Regions from separate parts of the Mus musculus genome. Here region 2 is linked to region 1. The links are chromatin loops, found by intact Hi-C in ENCODE. Cell type or tissue: gastrocnemius. All regions are shown on one strand. Each heading gives the region's core, and the rest is flanking DNA. Links, peaks and the distances in the headings are about the cores only. Region 1 has its middle 15 kb from the start of Gm40660. Region 2 has its middle 54 kb from the start of Gm40659.

Region 1 (8,347 bases), core at 279-8,278:
GCGTTCCTTTTATGCCATCCTTCTGTGCCTAGAGAAGGACATCTGAACAATGCCCACTTCTCTCTGTATTTCTGCATTATCCTATAGGACTCCTATTTTATTTTGCTTTGTTGTGATTATTATTGCTAAAATATGTTTCTATTCCAATTTAAATATTAACTAGAAATTGAATTTTTAGAAATATATTCTACTCTTATCTTACTCCAAAGGCTTGAAGGTACTTTCTATTGGTCCATGACTTCTTAAAATTCTTTGAGTCTCCACCGTGGCATCATCTCTTGCACTGTGGCTCAGAACACAAGCCAATTCTGAGATCTCCTTTCACGGGAAGCGAGGAAACCCTAACATGAGTGGCCTTCTAGGAAAAGAGCCTGGGCTTTCCCAAAGCTTTCTGTTTCTTCCCCAGAAATTGTATCACTTATAATTTTTCCAGACATCTCATTAGTGAAATGAGTCTGATATATGAAGATTCAGGATGCTGTTTTCCACAACATATAGCCTGCTACACTGGATATACTGGGTAGAACATCTCATGTGTTAGGATCTAAGTTTCACTGTGTCCTGACCACAGATTGTAATCTGAGAATTAGGGTGAAGTTGCAACTTATAAAGACAGAATGAACCTTGGTGAAAGCAAACTATATTTTCAGAGGGGCTTAGGATCCTCATATTTCTCACTGGGATAAAAATAACACTTATTTCCTGTGTCCTTGTTCTGATTAGAACAGCAGAGAGAATGTAAGAGAAAACCTTCCTCCAGATGTGACATCTAATGTTCTTGTTAGTTTATCTTGTACATAGTTGAGTCACTTCATCTCCAGGGTTTGGATGCTGATGGTCTACTTGAGATTTACCTCTCAGTACTATGTGAAAGCTATTGAATATAGTACTCACTGTCAAGGGCATTGCAAACCTGTAGATCATGATCTTGATTTCTAGCTCTGCTATTTCTCCTGTGATTTCAAGAATATGGCATAACTTCTCTAAGCCCTCTTTCTATGTTCTAAAACAGATTCTATTATAATTCTTAATTTTTTGAGGAAGTGAAAAACACTTTAAAGAAAAACAGCAATGTATTTCAAGTTCCTCTTCAATGATTTTAGAAGCAAATATTCCATTTCCTTGCTCCAGAAAAGCTTCCATTTCATGTATACCTGCCCCTGTATTCAATCTTGCTTGCTTATTAAACAGAAATGAGACTTCGTTCACTAGCAAGTCCATTTTCTCTTGTGCCCCTGTGTCTCATGTCTTTTGTTTTTCCCCTGGGTGTGGTCTTTCAAACTGACATTCTCAACTAACCATGGATTCTTCCAGACAGAGATCATATCTCAGCAGCTTGTAAATGCTGAACAAACATCAAACTCTCTTTTGACTCATAGCCTCTGTTGTCCTGTCCACCCTTTTTCTCATTTCTAGTTCACATACAAGTTCCTTGAAATGTCTAAAAAGTTTCTCCCCAACTCCCTATCTCCTCTTCATTTTCTTCTTGTAGTTAACAATTGTGTGTTTTTTTTTGGATTATTTTTGTTATTTTTACTCTGAGGGGTGAGGATCTTTGGCCTATATTTTCCAAGGTCTCTCTTTCTGCTTCATCCCCAAACCTTCTCCAAGGATCTCATAATTCTACTCTGAGTACACTATATGCCACTGAAGTAGATCTCTCTTGGGGTTAATAGACACCACTACACTGCATTCATTGCCTATATAGCCACTGCTCACTGTTCGATCTCCCTCCACCATCACAGGAGTGAATCCCTACACTCTACTGTATTAGATTAGGATTTCACCTTTCCATAGATACATCTTCTTTAACTCAACCTCTGTAAGGGTAAATTCAATTCTTAAAGTAACCCCTAAAGACACAATGTCAGAAAATGAACTTTTGCGGGTATTTTAGCTTTTACAAATAGTAGTTGGATATAGGACGTCTCGTGGCAATCAATCATCATTATGTTAGAGTTATGAAGGGATGTCCTGCTGTTTCAAAGCTTTCATAGTTGCTATTAAGAAGTCCAAAGTCATTCTGGCCTTTGATCTACTAAATACGATCTGGTTTTAATCTGTTAGACCCTCTCTTTGTACACACTATGCTGAAACTTCTCCGTAGAATTATTTGCTGTAATTCTATTTCCATCGCTTGCTGTGAGCTCTCATTGGGTCTTTTTTTTTTTTTTTTTTTGTATAGAAATCCTTTGGCACTAGAAAATGTGATTGAAGTAGTCCTTTGATGGTTTCTTTGTCAGAATTATCTCCCTTTTCTTGTCTCTTTGTTAACTAAAACTTAGACACTCATAATTCCTCCAGCTTTTAAATTTTTTCCTAATATTTTTCTTTTCTAGTTTCTTCCTTTGGCTAGCTGGTCTTAGAGAGCTTTTCAATATGAATTCCAGACATTCTCCTAGTGAGCTGTCTTATATTCTGCACATGATTTAGAGTACTATTTTTAATCTTTAGATATTTCATATTTTCCCATACACCCTGTGTTCTTGTTCCCCAGATGCAGTCTCTGCTTTAGTTTCTTAGAGTATTAAAATACTTTGTTTACATATATGGGGATTTCATTGTCTCTGCTTTGTTTCTGTTTCTTTCAAGTTCACTTTGTTATTATTTGTTATTGTTTGTTTTTGCCTTAGTGTGAAATGTTTTCATGTTAGAGATTCTTCTCATATGTGGTTCCTTGTTTTCTGACATTAATTATATAAATAATTGGCTAAGAAAATTTCCCACCACTAGGCTTAGATTCTAATTCTCTGGATTAGTAGTTACTCACATTACATCTGCTTTGAAGAATTTTTAAAAAGTTTGCCATGTTGTTATTTTGTGATATCCTTTTAATTACGTGTCTGTGTCTTTAACAGATGTTAGGATTTCTTAGTTTGAATAGGAGGCTATGTTATTTCTGCTATTATTACCTGCTCATTTTTCATTCATGCTCATATCCCTCATACCTTGTCCTGCCAAGCTTCCTACCAACGTTAGCAATGCAATAGTCTTCATCTGCCATATCCACAGACCACATTCTCTTTACCTACATCTTAGACCACTCCCTTACTCTCCTTCCTAAAGCACTGCTAGTTAGATAATGTCCCTTATGACTATCTGATGAGGAGCAGCTGTCTCATTCTATGTAGTTCTTTGACCTGGTGCTATACTAAATTGAATGCCTTGACAGGGTACACAGTGAAGATGAAGACCAACCTCATATGTATAGATTGGCATGATGCTGAGAACATCTTCTTTACCTTTCTAGCTATTGTACAGATGGAGAGAGATCAGGTTCGAAGCTCTGACACCCAGTGCTTTGATCTAATAGACAGACATTCTTAGACTTCTAGGTCAGTGCCTAGAAAGAACAACATGGCTCCACAAGCATTTTAATAATTACTGTATTTTGGTTTTGTTTTGTGGGCTGTAAACTCCAATAAGTTGTTTTATACATTTACATGTGTAGTAAAAATCACAAAGTTTGTGATTTTTCTTTGAAAATCATGAAAATAGCTTTCCCTTTATGAGAAATCTTCAGTGTTTTGTATTATATGTGGGTAGTCTACTGTAAGACTGTAATTCACTGTCCTTCATTAGTGTTTTGTGTTCATTAAATATACAAATATATTATTTGACTCTGATAGAGAGATCATTGTCTTGAGATAAATTAGTAACAAAAATTATACTAATACAAGGAGATAACTACTTTTGCATTGTTTATTTCATATCAGCATAATGCTTTGTCACAAAAAATGACCTCATAAAAGAGAAATAAAAGTTTTAGTTCTACTTATTGTATATTTTTTACCTTGAAAATGGAAAGATGTGTCCTTGGTTAAGAACAGGTACTGTTTTTGTAGATGCTCCAAGTTCAATTCCTAGTACCCGTGTAGGGCAGCTTAAAACCCATTATAATATGCTATTCAGCTCTTGCTCCCTTCAGCACTCAAAAGCATGTGGCATACACACATACGTTCACACACACAAGAGTGGCAGGCAATGACCTGCCTCTCTTTGACTGTACATATCTATCTATCTATTGTAACCTTCATCAGCCTAAGCAGGGTGGTTCAGACCATACTCCACTGAGGCAGAGCCACCTGCTGTGCTGCTTCTCCAACTCAACTAGTTTCCTTTGATGTTACATTGCCTGCCACCTGCCGTGAGGCCAAATGGGTTCTCCAATACTTTCTGGAGTTAACTACAATCTGTGAATCTGGCGAATTGCTGCTAAAAGGCTGTGCTGACATCAAGAATCTTGGCGTGATGGGGGATGGGTTTCCCTCTTTATAAGCACAGACTTTTTTATTAAACATTTCAGCTCCTATTGCCTCCCAGGCTTGAACCCGGACATGAGGGACATGAGAGCCACAAGCCAACCCCAACAATCTATATCTATATTATATATATATATATGTGTATATATATATATATATATATATATACATATATATATACATACATATATTTATTTATTTAGTTAGAAATAAAATAAAAAAGAGAGGATTCACTCTTTCTTAGCTCCATCTTTTCCTTCTCTTTCCATCTTAGACCATATTTGCAATAGTCCAGGACAACACTGTGTACATTAATGCTTAGAATAAGTTTAGAAGAAGTTATCTGTTTTCACATATTGCCTTTTTATAAACATGCCATCTCATTTTTTCCCTATCCTTTGGGATCTTCACATTTTAGAGAGATTTTTATTTTGAATATTGTTAAAACTTTTTTTATATTATTATATCACTGTCACTGTGCTCTGGAGAGATGGACCATTTTCAGTGAGAATGATTTTTATCACTACCAAAGCTACTTTCTAACCAGAAGTAGAAGAACAAGAATTGAAACCAGTTCTGAATGGTAAACATTGGCATGTGTAAGCAGACTGCAAAGGCAAGGTGTCTTTGTCCTTGTCCTGTAGTTGTATTGATTATAGACCAGACGTCATGTTATGCTATATTGCTGGGATCTAGAACCATTGGTCTAGCTTTAAAGGACAGATATGATTGTTGCACAGAACTTCCTATTAGTTTGTATTCTAATTCAGCTCATGGAGGAAAGGACAAAAAGATAGAGGTCCTGATGTGGAAAGGAATATATATCAATCTTTGTAGCTGGTTTCAGTTTGTCCTATGCTGTAAATGGGATGTCAGACAGATGTCAAGCCATATTCTAGTTCAGTGAGTTGGATGGAAATATGTCTCAAGAAAAATACAGGCAACATCTAAGGCAGGGTCTTAGGATACAAAGGCTGGCTGGTGATTCAGAAGCAAAAATTTTAAAGTAGAAAGAAAATTAAGCCAATATGTAGCCAACAGGCAGGGCCACTCTAACTCCACATTCAAAGAACACCCATAGAACAGGGATACCATGTACATTTCATTGTTCTCTCCCCAGCCTGTTTATAAAAGCCCTTAAGACCACACAAGGGATGGGGGACCAAAGAGTATTTACTCTCAAAGGGAGGGAAAACAGGGTTGGCTGTACCAGTTCTTTGGTGCACAGATCAAAGATTCCAAAAACAACTGGCCAGCAGAGAAATGCAATGTGCCTAATACATTTGTTTTCGAAAACCTGGAAGATTAAAGTAAATAGTAAAATGAAATTAAGTATAAAGTTAAAGAAGATCCATTGTGAATTTTCTGTTGAAATTGCTTTAAAGAATAAGCTGATGGTGTGGTATGGGAATAAAATGATACTTTTTTTTTCTAGAAGGAAGGGGTGTACAAAGACCCGTCTCTCTTTGACTATGCTTACATACATGTGAGTGCATGAATGCATGTGCTTATGTGTTTGTGGTCATGTCCACACAAATTCATGCATATTCTAATCCATATATGTTAAGTGGTGCAGAACGGGTGTGTGTGTGTGTGTGTGTGTGTGTGTGTGTGTGTGTGTGTGTGTGTGTGTGATATGATGATATGGTGTATGTCTATAGCTTTAAGCATTGCTGGAAATAGATGATTTTGATTTGGAACATCCTCTTCCATGAGCCAAATAGCTAGCATTTAATGTCAACCTGAAAAGAGAAGAACAGAACCAAACGTACTATATGGTGCTAAGAAAAGTTTTTATCCAGTTGCCTAATGTCAAACCATAAGAAGCACATTTCAGCATTGTTTGCCAAGAACAGTTAATCCCTTAAAATTCAATTTAATACATGTTAGCTCTATGGCTCTGCTTGTATCTGCATGTATGTTACTTTATGTGGGGTTGGGAGAATTGCCCCAGTCCTGCAGCAAATTACTTCATGTTTTCGTGTTTTCCTAGTGTCTTGTCATCTGTGAAAACAGCTTCCTTAAAAAGTGAAGTCCATCTGTCTGGAAATAAAGATTTCATTTTTAAGTACCATAGTGAGTACCACATTTTCTTTTGGAAAAAAATCCTCTCTACATCCACTATTTTAAAATACTATTGAATCTCATCTTTACATTTAATGGTATAAAATAGAATATTTTACATCAGAGAACCCCACAGGAGTTCTTACCATTCCTTTCCACTCACATAGCATACTAGGAATGGATCTGTGTGGAAATATCAATCCATTTAATGTTAACTGCTACACCACCTGCTACAAAATTCCTTAACTTTCATTTATTATTGATATAGTGAACATTTTCATACAGAGTATTAAAATCACTTTAAAACTCATAAATCCACTAAAGGTTATGAGTTATTTTAAAACCTATGACTTAATTTCTATTAAGTAAATAAAGATAAATGGATCATATTATGTTTTCTGAGTTTTGAAATCTAAATAAAATTTTTCTTAAGTTGGTATGCAACGTCTTGGCTTTTAGTTTTGCTTTTGTTTGGAGTTAACTAACGTTGGAGTTCCTAGGATGTGATTACAGCTTTCCTGATTAGAAAAAAACCATTTTTTGAAAAAGTATCCATGATAGTTAAGTCTGTGAAGAAAAGAAACAAACATTTAGAAGTTATATTTAGAAATACTTCATACAAATATAAAACAAATGCCATAAATCTTTAAAAATAGTGTCAGTTTTAGTAATCACAGGCTAAAAGCTGCTGTTCATGGTGGCAGTACTTATTTATAGAAAATAATTTGTACTAGAGTCAATCAAATTATATGTATAGCTCCCATTGTGTTCAACATACAGTGTATCCTACATTGTACAACTGAGGTAAAAGAGGCATCAGTATTGATTCAGAGGAACTCCATATGGTATGTGAATTTAAAAATAATTTAGAAGAGATGGCAAGGCATTTTATTTTTAAGTGGATTATAAACAGACAACACACATGAAACCTGATAGTGGTGTTGGGCTTTAGGAAGGCTTGGTGCTTTGTCCTTCATGGTTGTAGAGGGTGTCTCATAAATTCACAAGTTGCATTAATTTAATTTGAATATATGGAGTGTGGAAGGAAGGGCATCGCCCTGATGCTGTGCACGCTTCACACACACTTATGCTCCTCAGGGGTGTGGCTTACGTATTTAGTTTAATTAACTCTGCACTTAATTGCTGAATCTCAGACCTATCATATCATATACATCCTTTTATTTTGGCAACTTAGTGCCAGAACTTGAGGAAAATTAGTTCTATTGTGCCAGAGGTTGTTGGTTTTTGTTGATTTGTTTTATCTGATTTTGATTTTACATTCAGTCTAACTTGCCTTCTTAAGTCTTGAGTATTTCCTGTATTCTACAGATCAATTAGTATTTATGAGCAACTTTGTGCTGTATAAAACTATTGTGGGTGGATATAAATTCCACATTATGCTTAGAACCTCATCTTCATAGTATTTTACAGGTATTTTGAAATCATTTATATCTTTCAAAATAAAATATATCTGAACAGAAGGTTAGACTAGTCTGCAAAATTTATAAGCAGCAGTAAATAAAATACATTTTTCTTTACTCTTTGAACAAGAATTGCATAAGACCAGATGCCCAAGAGAATAAAAGTGGAGAACTAGCAACCAAGCTGACCTTAGTTTTATGCTAAGTATATGGGTAATCTTATCCCAAACTTACAGCAAAGTATGGGTCTGGTAGAAGGGAAGCCCAGAGTGGGTAGTCTGTGAGCCCACAAACCTGAAATAAAGTAGCAAAGCCAATGGAAGGGCAAATCCATACACACAATCCCATGAAATGTGAAGCCTAAGAAAAATACTTTATTCCTAGATTGGACAAAATTATCCAAGACATTCAGCAGGAGAGATTTCATGGACAACAAGAAATGATCAACTTAAAAGTCTTTATTTTTAGCTAACTCTTAGCAGGTACCATGGCTACAGGCTGTCAAGGAATCAGGGGAGAGTAGTGTTTTGAAAGAGAGGAAGCTCCACCTTTGGAGTTTCTACTCACTTATTGTCTAAAATTAGCAACAATTTAATGTAG
Region 2 (8,347 bases), core at 97-8,096, 130 kb after region 1:
GAGAGCTGGGACTTCATGTGTGCTAAGCAAGGGTTGCAGCATTGGACCTTGTCTTTAGTGCAATTTACAGATATTGTCTAGTAATTAAACTGTGGAAAACCTAGCATTACTTATTAGAGTGAGAATTCTTTGTATTTTTGAAGGATTTAATTTTTTTGTATATTAATGTGCATAAGTATGAACTTATGTTTGCATAACTTATGTTTGTGTGTGTGTGTGTGTGTGTGTGTGTGTGTGTGTGTGTTTGAGAAATTCAGAAAAAGGGTGCCAGACTCCTCCGAAATAGAACTGCAAGTGTTTGTGGAATACCCAGCTATTATGTCTTTGTAGTACTAGGAGCTACATGCTAGTCATCACGACTGTATAGTAACAACTGAGCCATTTCTCCATCCCTGGTTTTTAATTTTTTTGGGCCAAGGTGTTGTTGCTATGTCATTTTGGCTGGCCTTGGAATTGTATGTCTTATTCCTAATATTTCTGATTGCAAAGATTACAGAAAATACCAACATTCATACCTTAGTAGAAATTTTAAATTTGAGGAAACTTGCTTGAAGTAGGCAGGTTGTTACATGCATTTAAATAGGGGTGAAAGAAAGGATAACAATAGGCTCTCATCCTAAGGATTCCTCTTACATAGAGAAACTCAGGTTGCCACCTGATGATAATACTGCAATTTAACCAGCTAACACTAGGCACCATAAAATGACAGACTCTGCAATTCTATTCCCAACCTCACCAGAGGTCTCAAAATTAATTATTTTTTCTTGCCTGTGTTTGCTACAAGCTTTGGAAGCAACACAGACATTGAGAAATTTTGCAAACTAGCAAAAAGATAGTAAATTAGTGTAGTTCAGCACCAGCCATGCACTTGAGGAGAGTAAAATGTGGTGATTTTGAGGCCACAGTCGCTTAAGCTTGGTGCTCAGGGGCGTTGGTTAAAAGAGCTTATTAAGAAATTGTATGATGATGACTGCCGTGTCCATGCAGAGAAGAATAAGAACACTCTACTTGCTCGGTTGAATATGAGTCAAGCATATGCTTGCTCCAGTGGATATAGAAATGTCTGTGAAGGATAAATTATTTTATATGCTTTGGCTTTTAAGTAACTCCTATGGTTTTCTGTCCTGCAATCTGTCTCTTACACACACTGCTTAATGATTACATGCCTTTAGCTTTTTGCCAGGGAGCAAAATGAAAAGGAAAATAATTCCAATCATCAATCAAAGAGCCAATGAGTCAGCAGTGACAAGTCCAGTGCTCAAATCTCACATGAGAACTATCACATGCCTGTGCTGTGGATATAGACCTAAAACTGACATTCTTCTTTAACGTGTGAAGCCCTGGGTTTGATCTTCAGTGCCGTAAAATAGAGAAATGAACTAATATCACAAAGTCTTCATTCTGTGTCAGTATAACCCACACGTTTCTTCCTTAGGGTAACTATTAGAACAACCCAGTGTTGCTAGGACACTGATGGATGGGAGTGTGCTATGAATATGCCGTTAAAAAAAAATCAACATTCAGACAATAAAATATGCAAAAAATCAAACACAATTTGACTCTGTAATTATGATTGCTAACCATACTTGGTTCAAATAGATGTTTTTGTGTGATTATGTTTGGAGGTAAAAATATATAAATGTAAATACATGTATATACACATGCATATTTACACATATAAGTGCATATATGTTTTCACTTTTTTGTTTTATATTCAATTTGTAGATGGCATAAATATACATAAACACTAACTAGAGATGACTCTGACACTAAGCCCCCAATGGATATTAATCATTTATTTTTGTTCTGGTTTTGAGAATTGAATGGAATAAGTTTTAGCCCTATTTTTGAAAACAGCTAGAACTATTCTAGAGAGAAGTTTGCAAGTGGAGGGAAGAGATGACCTAATGCTTTGTCCCCTCTAAGTCTTTTGTTGTGCATTTCCTGAATTTTTGTAAGTTTGGCACTTACAATTTTGGATCCTGAACAATTACTCAGGAGGGACCTGCCAGGGCCTGCCTCACTAAAAGAACACAAACAGATCCAGGAAGTGACTTGGAGCTGTGAATCAAGCTAGCTACTGTCTGTGTCTTTGTTCTTCCTGAAGCTCGGGAACACATGGAATGGTGAGAATCAGAGGCTGACATTAAACACTGGCAAAATCTTTTTTAAAGAAAGATGCTTTGCTTCCACGAACTCATATAAGTATTTTGATATAAAGGAAGGGGGTGTCACAGAGAAGAATTGATGTAACCAAAACAAATTTTGCTTGAAAAATGCCTAATTTGATACCTAAGATATTGCATGATAATTTTAAAAAATGCATGTCACAGAGTGATTCTTGTCAGGGTGTATTAGACAACATAGTGAATTTCAAAGTTAAATATTAATTTTAGTTTCTGGTTTTGCTGCTCAGGATTTCCATTCAGCATTTGTAGAATTTCAGAGTGTGCTTTATGCCAGCAGATAAAAAGGGTAGCTAGGGTTCCTTAGAGGGTTAACAGTTCCTGACCATGGCAGCACAAATGTCATGCCTAAGAACCATAATTTGATCATTTATATTTCATGTAATGTTAGAAATTTGTATTTTTGTGTGAAAAAAATAATAGAGGCATGGAAAACAGACTAGATGTGTAGCTCAGTCGGTAGCATGAGCACCTAGCAAGCACACAATTCTGGGTTCAGTTCCCAACACCACATACAACTGTGCATGGTGGTAAAGCCTTCCATCGCAGCACTTTGAGGATGGAGGCAGGAGATCAAAAGCTTGAGATCATCCTCAGCTATACAGCAAGCTCAGGGCCAGGCTTAGCTCCTGTCTCAGGACTTAAAAGAAATGTAGGAGGATAATATGAAGGCAGACAAAAGATTAAAAGTTCTGAAATAACACATTCTTCCCTCTTACAGATAACAAATGCCTCACATTTGTCTTGTCACTCTTTTTATATTTTGGGGTAACTTCATTTGTACCTATTCAAAAATCTTCAAGGGTATTTTTTCTATTGTCTCATTTAAGGAATGTGACTCATGCAGCATATTCTGCTTTGTAAGTACTTGGTCGTCAATATTGTACACAACACTTTCTATTTCCAGGACAGACATTGCTTTACTGTGACAACAGAATTATTTACCTGGGTTCAAAAACCAGTGTTGGTGGTACAGGGTCTCTTTGATATCATTTTATGAGCCTGCATAATGGATTCTTTAGTGGCTGGGCAATCATACTTCCAGTTTAAAGCCAGTGGGTCCAGCCGCTGCTGTCCACACAAATGCCTCATGCCTCTGAAAGCAGTAGCTATCCCAGTTTCAGTCTGCAAAGAAGATTACCAGCCAGTTCTGGAAGGTTATGCAGCAACCACAGAGGCAGAGGGATCCCATTGAACTTGTACAGCAATTGATACCGCAGCTGCAAAGTAAACCCAGCAGAAGCGATGAGCCCACTGGCAGTTGCATACATGTAAACTCTCAAAAATAGCATTGTTGGAAATTAATGGCCTTTATGCATTGCCCCACTTTTTTTTCTACAAAAATCAGAGCATTGGGGAAGAAGAAGATGATATTTTAATGTGTTGATATAACATATAGCAAAGAATTAAGTGTCCTTAAAGGGAAACACAGGCCTGTATACCAGAGTGATAACCAAAGAGAAGCAGTGGACTGAGGACCCCTGCAGCGTCTGTCCTGCCTCACTCAGCAAGGATAGTTCTGGTACAGATGGCGGCAGCTTGTATGCTCTACAGCTCTCATGGAGACTGTCTCCCTGTGACAATACTGTTTACCCACCTTCTAAATCCCTGCCTCACTTCTGCTGCTTTAAACCCATTCCCTTTCTCCTGTTTTCTGGGTTATGTCTTTCTCTTCAGTTGCTAAACCCCCAACTCTCTTGAGAAAACAAAACAAAAATCTCGCTCTCATGTTACACATCAAAAAAAAAAAGTCTGTTTCTTCGCTCGTTGTCTCTTTTATCTTTCCTTGTTTTCTGTTCTCATTTCTAGAAGTTGCCATTTGAGCATATTTTACAGGTGTTAGATATTCCTTTAAACAAGATTTCATCTGTGTCTTTTAAGTCATTTCCCTCTAATGTGGCTTCTTTTCTTCTTCCCCTTCTGCTTCGTTTACTTGTTCTCTTTTGACGTTAAGTTTGAGGCTTCCCTCAAATATCTGCAAATGAGATTATTTGGAAAGACTCCGTGTTTGTCTTGAACTTTATTGGATACTAGCAAATTGTTCTCCCGGGAAACTTCATGTCAGGAGCAGAAAATGAGCATTCTTGTGACCGTAATCTCACCCACTAGGTTTTCTCTTCTGCTTCTTTTTTTCCTCTTTCCATTTAATAGGCAGTAAACAAGAAACAAAACATTATCACTTTTCATTGATCTTAACTTCCTTAGGTCTCAGGTGACAAACCGTGAACATTTAATGTCCTTTATAATAACCCTCTTAAATTATTCTGACTTTACGTGGTTCTTGGCTGATGTATGCTGGTGTGAAATATCTCTTTCTTACATTTTAGGCCTTTATCACACATGTTTGACATTGAAAGGATAACTAACATCCATACTCTATTTTCTTGTTTTATTCTTAGAAATGTATATAATAACCTAGAACCTATGTGTACAGTTTTATGTCAATATAGAGCCACTTGCTTTTCTTGTAAATTCCTCATTCATAGAAAATTTGAAATAAAATTCATGAGTGTATGACTCAGAAAGACATTTTATTCTTCTCTGAAATACTAGGTAGATCTTACCTGATATTATAAATGGAATATCATTAGTCTAAAATAGTCTCATATCAACCTACTATTTCATGTGGTTTTCTGTCCTTCTAAAATGTAAATTCTTTATTTAGACATATTAGGATGAAAAATATAAATTTATCCATTGGAATTTATAAGGGAAAATGTCGCAAATGCATAATTTACAGCATTCTCATGTGAATGCCTATAACTAATTAATAAAATGAGTAACATAAATTCTCAAAGGAAAAAAAAATCCTTTATTGGCTATATTGAAAGATGATGATGGAAGAATTTGTGCTATTTCAAAAAAAGAAGTGATTAAAGTTTAATTTAGATTTTTCAATTCTTGCAGACCCAAAGCATTCATCATTATGCTCCTGCTCTGAGTCACATACACAGATAACAGTGCCAGAGCGTTTACATCAAATATTATCCCTAATCACTCAAGTAGTGGAGCACATTTATCTGGCAAGATTGCTATTAAAATGACTCTCATCCTGTTATCTGTATTAACATCTACTAAACTTAACTTTACAAATGAAAAAACTGACAGCTGATCATTTTCTTAGAAAATTGCAGGGGTTTGGTAATATTCTATTTGGTTTTTGGTTTTTGCGAACTTCTTGGAAATGTATTTTGTTAACTAAAACACATCTCAAACTCTTGCACATTGGAGAGTCATTGTGGTTGCTATGACACTAGAGATTAGTTTTGCTCAAGAATATTTACCACTGATGACAGTTTTGCTTTCATAGAATGTTAACAATAGAAAATGGCAATCTTGGTGAGGGAACTACATTGTAATAAATTCATGATGCAAGAGGGATTTTGCCTAATAGTATCACAGTTACACTTCTGCCTCTCTCCTAGACTCTCTGCTGAGCTGTAATGATTCATTTTTTCTGTTAGCTGAACACATCTTGGGGTGATCTGGGTAATATTATTACTCTAAAAGTTTGCAATGATATTTGCAGATGAGAAGAGCACCAAGTCTGGATATTTAGCAAAGCAGATGGTAGGCATTATCTGATCCATTCAAGACCTGAGGAGATTTTGTGTTGTGTTTTGTTTTGTTTTAAAGTAGAGGATGGGAAAATGATCTTCTGCCTGCCTGATTACTTAGCTGACACATAGGTCTGAACTTGATCTTGTACCACTCCACTCTCTGGGTTAAGAGACCTTCAGATTCAGATTTCAAGAACGAAAACAAAATGATGTGTTCATTTTTAAGTTTGAATAGATCTCTGTAAGAGTACATACACTTGAATACCAGTACTTGTTTGAATAACTGAGAGTGAAGTTCCTCTAGGGCAGGAATTACAGCTGACTCTTTCCTGCTGGATATGAAAGCTAGAAAAACAACCTAGGTCTTCTGCAAAACAAGACACTCTTAACAACTGAGCCATCTTAATAGCCCTACATATTGCAGTGTTACAACTGGCTCTCCATACTGCAGATAGCCTCCATAATAATAACCTTGATAGACAATTGTGTAGACATTAATAGACAGAAAACCCATCATGAGTCTTTACTTAATTGTTACATAAAATGACTTAGTAAATGAGATGACTTGAAATGAATGTCTTTAGTTTTACCAACTTTCTTATTTTTTAGAACAATAAAGACTCTTAGAAAAAGCCATAAGCACTATAAACACGAGACAAGGGAAAAGCAGAAACACTAAACATGTTGCCATTTAACCAAACAATTCTTCAAATGCTTCAATAATAACATAAAGAAGGAAAAAGAAAAAGACAAACAGTTATTTCAATCAGCAGTCATTAGTTTCCTTCTACCTTGAGTATTAAAAATCACCACAATGGGATAACATTTACAAAACAAAATGACCAGAGTTATCAAAGTCTAGGACAGTTGAATTCTATGAGGGGCTTTGATCTTCTGGCTTGTAAAAAGCCTGGTCTCTAGGCATTTCTCACTGGTGTGTGCATTATGAGGCTTATCTGGAAAATGACCAGGCCATGGAGATTCAACTTGATCATGAAAATAAGGGTAGGGATTTTCCTCAGAATTTATTAATTTTACTAGCTATGATGAGGTTGGCATTTTACAAGAAATTCAACACTCAATGCAATAACTAACTTGGCAACTCCATATATGACCCACAGTAGATACTTAGAGACACATAATGCTCGGTGGCTATATGCATCCTTTGCTGTCCTAGAGGTTTACTTATGAGTCATGCCTCTCATGTTCTTTGGAGGTGTCACTGTCACACTGTCATTCTATTCCTTCCATTACTCAAAAACAGCTAACTGACCTTCCTGATGTATCTTTCCTGGGATGTCCACTTAATTGAAACACACACTGAGCCCTTTATTTCTTGAAATTATTGGTCTACTTTCCTAATATGCTGAACCGCAATGTCCTCTCTGATTCTGTTTTCTTCTTCATTTCTCATTGGGGATATCAAAGATCCTGGCTTAGAAGTTATCTGGACCTGGCTCATTTACAGTAAATAGTGCTGGGACTATGTTGAACCTCCTGCAGACTCTTTAGGCTTCAATGTTATCCCTTATAAACTTGCAATGAAAGTATTTTCCCCCTGTAAATGGATTCATACCATGTGCTATGTGCATTCTTCTAGTTTGGACTTAGGTACTCTGAGGTCTAGAGTCCTCTCATATGAATGACTCTATGCTTGCTGGTGCATGTCAGCAAAACTTTGATAAACTTTTAACTAGTGTTAGGCAAAAAAGATTAAAAGAGCTTGCCGGATTCTTCCCAATTATCTTCAGTTCAAAATACTTAAGTCTCTGGATGGTGTGATCTGTTGCCTTGAGTTCCTGTTTCACTCTGCCTCTGGCCTTCAGTGTCCTGTGAACACCCACAGTTCAGCATTAGCCTGTACCTTCTCCCCAGATACGACCCCCCAGTTCACTTGGGACACACTGTAAAATAAAGCCACAGTCAAAGGAACTGGCACAATTCCTCAAACCCTTGGGTTTTACTATCTGTCCAGTTCTGGGCTTTGTCCTGTATTTCCATGATGGCCTCCTCTGTCACTCTGCAAGTTTCCTTTACCTCTCCCCGCTTTAGGAGTCCAGCCCTGACTTGTCACCTGAAAACCCTGACAACCCATCAGGTTCCTCCAGTTTCTGTCTCCATCATGAGTTTGTCTTTCTCTTGAACTGCAGTGAGTTTATGGCAGAGACTGTTCCCTTGTCCTGACAGAGGCCAATGCATCACAGATGCTTGCATTTGCTTCTTCCCTGCATTCCTTCTCCCTTAGAAAGGGAACCCCAGAAACCCAGGCCAGCCTTTTATGGACAGATCAGTACCCCCTGCTCCTCTACCTCTCCTTTCTAATAAGACTTTTCTCTCAGCAGTAGCTCTGTGTACTTCTCATCATTTCCTCTGTTCTTCTAGATTACCTTGTCAGTTCAATTCGTATTATAGAATTCTCTGGCATGCCACAGAAACTCAGATGGGTTCTTCCTTTCTGATGCATCACCGTCTTTAGATTTATTGCCTAGATTAATTATTTTTGTAACATATATTCTTTTAAAAGTATACACATTTTACTATAATTCATTTTCTTAAAGTCATACTTTTCTCCATATAGACATGAGGATGATGAAATTCGTT

Evidence for each region. Hi-C counts contacts between places; a loop is a spot of excess contacts. Peaks named below come from ENCODE experiments on the same cell type or tissue, not always from the same donor. Only the 100,000 strongest peaks of a DNase experiment are listed, where the experiment ranks them.
Region 2: a loop joins it to region 1, with 1.9 times the contacts of the local background. A loop is called at or near these places in 4 of 42 quality-filtered maps.

Annotation. Positions count from the first base shown.
Region 1 is chr13:5,436,437-5,444,783 of GRCm38, reverse strand. No RefSeq gene overlaps it. Among named protein-coding and RNA genes, the nearest start is that of Gm40660, 15 kb to the left of the region's middle. In gastrocnemius, for the core only: no CTCF peak of the experiment used is centred there; a DNase peak (open chromatin) is centred at 4,117; H3K27ac peaks cover 2,688 bases.
Region 2 is chr13:5,308,846-5,317,192 of GRCm38, reverse strand. No RefSeq gene overlaps it. Among named protein-coding and RNA genes, the nearest start is that of Gm40659, 54 kb to the right of the region's middle. In gastrocnemius, for the core only: no CTCF peak of the experiment used is centred there; a DNase peak (open chromatin) is centred at 3,689; H3K27ac peaks cover 3,515 bases.